Linked DNA regions of Homo sapiens: region 2 is linked to region 1. A link is an interaction called in ENCODE POLR2A ChIA-PET data of the cell type or tissue named here. Cell type or tissue: HCT116. All regions are shown on one strand.

What was found. Peaks named below come from ENCODE experiments on the same cell type or tissue, not always from the same donor. Only the 100,000 strongest peaks of a DNase experiment are listed, where the experiment ranks them.
Region 2: POLR2A ChIA-PET joins it to region 1 with 5 read pairs; 5 of 35 experiments call an interaction of 5 or more read pairs at or near these places.

What each region holds. Positions count from the first base shown.
Region 1 is chr19:42,033,413-42,035,912 of GRCh38, reverse strand. All of the region lies in intron 12 of GRIK5 (glutamate ionotropic receptor kainate type subunit 5), which reads left to right. Among named protein-coding and RNA genes, the nearest start is that of GRIK5, 36 kb to the left of the region's middle. RefSeq lists enhancers at 125-624, 842-891, 822-1,116, 862-1,156. In HCT116, a CTCF peak has its summit at 1,002 (motif pointing right); a DNase peak (open chromatin) is centred at 1,002; H3K4me3 peaks cover 970 bases; H3K27ac peaks cover 698 bases.
Region 2 is chr19:41,950,765-41,953,264 of GRCh38, reverse strand. No RefSeq gene overlaps it. Among named protein-coding and RNA genes, the nearest start is that of RABAC1, 7.3 kb to the left of the region's middle. In HCT116, a CTCF peak has its summit at 1,441 (motif pointing right); a DNase peak (open chromatin) is centred at 1,444.

The sequences.
Region 1 (2,500 bases):
AATTTTCATAAGCAATTATTTGAGAAGGAACTCCTTTATTTTCTGTTTATATATGTAATACTAAATGATAAAATACCAAATGGTACAAATAGCAGAAACACTGGATATACATGATGTTCTTACACCTCAGAGACCATATTCCTCCAACTCATTTTCTACAAATTCATTAATACAGGTACATCTTTAAATTTCTTAATTTTTTTGAGACAGAGTCTGGCTCTGTTCCCCAGGCTGGCGTGCAGTGGCACGATCTTGGCTCACTGCAACCTCCACCTCCCAGGTTCAAGCAATTCTTCTGCCTCAGCCTCCCAAGTAGCTGGGATTACAGGCGCCCACCACCATGCCAGGCTAATTTTTTTGTATTGTTTAGTAGAGATGGGGATTTCACCATGTAGGCCAGGCTGGTCTCGACTCCTGACCTCAGGTGATCTGCTCACCTCGGCCTCCCAAGGTGCTGGGATTAAAGGCGTAAGCCACCATGCCCAGCCTAAATTTCTTAAATTTTTATTTTTGCAAAAATGATATCTTACTATACTTACTGCTGTGTAGTTTGCTTTTTTTACTTGTAACTTGGCCATCTTCCCACGTTAGTACACATAGATCTGCCTCATCTTTAAAAACAGCTACGTTTAGGCCAGGCGCAGTGACTCACGCCTATAATCCCAGCACTTTGGGAGGCCGAGGTGGGCGGATCACCTGAGGTTGGGAATTCGAGACCAGCCTGACCAACATGGAGAAACCCCATCTCTACTGAAAATACAAAAAAATTAGCTGGATGTGGTGGCGCATGCCTGTAATCCCAGCTACTCAGGGGGCTGAGGCAGGAGAATTGCTTGAACCTGGGAGGCAGAGGTTGTGGTGAGCCGAGATGGTGCCATTGCACTCCAGCCTGGGCAACAAGAGCGAAACGAAAACAAAAACAAACCAGCTACATTTAGTCATTCACTTACTGAATAACTACTGAGCAACTATTCTGCACCCACTGCATCCTGGCCACTAGGGGGCAGCAATGTAATGAGCAGAGGTGCTCCTTGTCCCCTCCTTCCCGCCCCCCGCCCCAACTGCTGATGTTCTAGTGGGGGAAACTGACAGCGTATGATATATTAATATCGTGTTAGGTGAAGCAAGGTAAGGAGATAAAAGTGTCTGGTGCGTGGATGCTGTTTTAGACAAGGTGGTTGGATAACGTTTGAGAAGAGACCTAAAAGGGGTGGGGAATACAGTCCTGAGAAGAGCCACCAGGGAGGGTTTTATGAGGGCAGAAGTTTGACTATTTTCCTTACTTCTGCATCCCCAGCGCCTAGAACCATCTGACACCCAGCTGGTGCGCAGCAAATAATTGCCAAGTGAAAGGATGGATCTGGGGAAGAGTGTTTTCCAAGTAGAGAGCCCATATGTATAAAGACTTGAGGGGAAAAGTGTGGTTGAGGGGAAAAAGTGAGGGGCAGAGAGATCCGAGAGCAGGGCCCACATCCCAGGGCCTCACAGTCACTGCTAAGGAGTGTGGCTGTTATTTTTTATTATTATTTTTTAGTTTTTGAAACAGGGTCTTGCTCTGTCACCGAGGCTGGAGTGCAGTGGTGCAATGCAGTGGTGCCATCTTGGCTCACTGCAACCTCAACCTCCCAGGCTCAAGCAATCCTCCCACCTCAGCTTTCCCAGTAGCTGGGATTACAGGCACGCTCCATCACGCCTGGCTGGTTTTTGTATTTTTGTAGAGGCAGAGTTTTGCCATGTTGGCCAGGCTGGTCTTGAACTCCTCGGCTCAAGCAATCTACCTGCCTCGACCTCCTGAAGTGCTGAGATTACAGGTGTAAGCCACCATGCCTGGCCTTGGCTGTTATTTTTATCGTGCTGCAGAGCCACTGGAAGGTTTTAAGCAAGGAATGTGCCATGATATTTTATTTTATTTTGAGACAGAGTCTCACTGTGTAGCCCAGGCTGGAGTGCAGTGGCACGACCACGGCTCACTGCGACCTCCACCTCCTGGGTTCAAACAATTCCTGTGCCTCAGCCACCCAAATAGCTGGAATTACAGGCGCACACCACCATGCCTGGCTAATTTTTATATTTTTAATAGAGACGGCGTTTTGCCTTGTTTCCATGCTGGTCTTGAACTCCTTGCCTCAAATGATCCATCTCCCTTGGCCCCCCAAAAGTGCTGGGATTACAAGCATTAGCCACCGTGCCCAGCCTGATCAATTTTTTTTCTCTTTTTTACTGAGGTGAAATTTATGTCACATAAAAATAACCACTTTAAGGAGTGCAATTCAGTGGCATTTAGTACATTCACAGTGTTGTGTAATCACTATTGCTATCTAGCTCCAAAACGTTTTCATAACCTCCCATAAAACTCATACCCATTAAGCAGTCGCTCCCCACTCCCTCCCCGCTACCCCAACCCCTGGCAACCACCCATCTTTCTGTCTCCATGGGTTTACCTATTGCAAATATTTCACATAAATGGAATCATCCAATATGCGGTCTTTGTGTATGGCTT
Region 2 (2,500 bases), 83 kb after region 1:
CGCCACTGCACTCCAGCCTGGGTGACAGAGCGAGACTCGATCTCAAAAAAAAAAAAAAAGAAAAAAAACATGATTAAGGCTGGGCACCATGGCTCATGCCTGTATAATCCTAACACCTTGGGAAACCAAGGTGGGAGGATTGCATGAGCCCAAGAGTTTGAGACCAGCCTGGATAACACAACAAGACCCCCATCTCTGCAAAAAAGTTAAACAGTTATTTGGGCATGGTAGTGTGGGCCTGTAGTCCCAGCTACTTGGGAGGCTGAGGTGGGAGGATAACTTGAGTCCAGGAGTTCAATGCTACAGTGAGCCATGACTGCCACTGCACTCAGCCTGGGCAACACAGAGATACCCCATCTCTTTAAAAACAAACAAACAAGAGTTGCTGGGTGTGGTGGCTCATGCCTATAATCCCAGCACTTTGGGAAGCCAAGGTGGGTGGACTGCATGAGCTCAGAACTTCGAGACCAGCCTGGGCAACATGGCAACACCCTGTCTCTACAAAAAATACAAAAATTAGCCAGGTGTGGTGGCGCATGCCTGTGGTCCCAGCTACTTGGGAGGCAGAGGTGGGAGGATTGCTTGAGCCCAGTAGGTCAAGGCTGCAGTGGGCCGAGATTGCATCACCGCTGCACTCCAGCCTGGGTGACAGAGTGAGACCCTGTCTCAAAAAGAAGGCGGGGGCGGGGGGTGTGCGGATTAAATAGAAAATTGCAAGTTAGCCCGGGCATGATGGCTCATGCCTGTAATCCTAGCACTTTGGGAGGCTGAGGTGAGTGGATCACCTGAGGTCAGGAGTTCGAGATCAGCCTAGTCAACATGGCGAAACCCTGTCTCTACTAAAAATACAAAAATTAGCCCAGCATGGTGGTGCATACCTGTAATCCCAGCTACTCGGGAGGCTGAGGCAGGAGAATCGCTTGAACCTGGGGGGCGGAGGTTGCAGTGATCCAAGGTCGCGCCACTGCACTGCAATCTGGGCAACAGAGGGAGGCTCCCTCTAAAAAAAAAAAAAAGAAAGAGGAAAGGAAAGGAGAGGAAGGGGAAAAGGGAAGGGAAAAATAAAAGGAAAAGAGGGGAGGAGAGGGGAAGGGGAGGGGAGGGGAAGGGGAGGGGAGGGGAACGGGGACAGGGGAGGGGCGGGGCGGGGCAGAGAGGGTTATCCCTCTGAGGTTGTGTGGCGGATGGGCTGGAGGGAGTGAGACGAGGGACGATGATCCTAGCTGGGGAAGATGGGGCAGGGAAGTGGGGTGGAGAGGCGAGACAGGGAAGAGAGATTCAGGAGGTTGAAGGACAGGTCTTGGTGGCTGACTTGCGTGGGAGGTGAGTGGAAGGAAGCAGGAAGACCCCCAGGCTTCAGGCTTCCCAAAAGATGGGAAGACCAGGGGGAGCCTGGGTGTCTTGACGCCACACAGGAGTGCACTTCCAGAATCTGCCACCAGAGGGCAGACAAGTGCTTCCGCCAGGGAGGCAGTTAGAGATGGACTCATCCTGGGGCACCAGGCAGGGTGGGGACCCGGGGTGCCCCCGGCCAAGTCAGGTCACCTGGGCCTACTCAGAGGCCAGGGTTCCAATCCCAATTTTGGAGTAGCAGAGGGTGTTTGTTGACCTCAATGCCAGTATTCCCCAGGGGAGACTGAGTGTCCGTGCCCATGTTGGTGAGTGGACGCTAGGTCCAGTCTACATCGCTGGGTTTGCAGTGAATATGATCGAGGTGCTTTGCTTGGAGGCTACTGATGCCAAAGACCCAAGCACTCAGTTCTGAGATCACTGAGGCAGCAGGCTAGAGCTGCGGGTCAGGGGGAGGTTGGTACTCAGGCCAAAGGCCTATTCTGAAGGCAACTGGCTACAGGTCTCAAATTCTGGTGTTGAGTTATTGAGATGCTGAGACCAGAAGCTTCCATCTGGGGTGATCAAGACTAGGGTCCCAGGGCCGGAGGTGGTGGTTCATGCCTGTAATTCCAGCACTTTGGAAGGCCAAGACGCTTGAGCCCAGGAGTTCAAGATCAGCCTGGGCAACATAGTAAGACTCCATCAAAAATATGAAAACCTGCCAGATGCGGTGGCTCATGCCTGTAATCCCAGCAAGTTGGGAGGTTGAGGCAGGCGGATCACGAGGTTAGGAGTTTGAGACCAGCCTGGCCAACATGGTGAAACCCATCTCTACTTAAAAAAAAAAAAAAAAAATATTATCCAGGTGTGGTGGTGCACGCTTGTAATCCCAGCTACTTGGGAGGCTGAGGCAGGAGAATGGCTTGAACCCAGGAGGTGGAGGTTGCAGTGATCCGAGTTCGCGCCATTGCACTCCAGCCTGGGCGAAAGAGCAAGACTCTGTCTCGAGAAAAAATAAATAAATAAATAAAAATAAAAACAAAACTACAGTACCATTTCTCTGTCTCTCCTGAACAACCTTGAGATTCGAGGTTTGGTTTGGGGTAGGAGAAATTGGAGGGCTTGCTGTCTCATCAAGGGGACAGAGACCAAAGGTCTTGTCTATTTT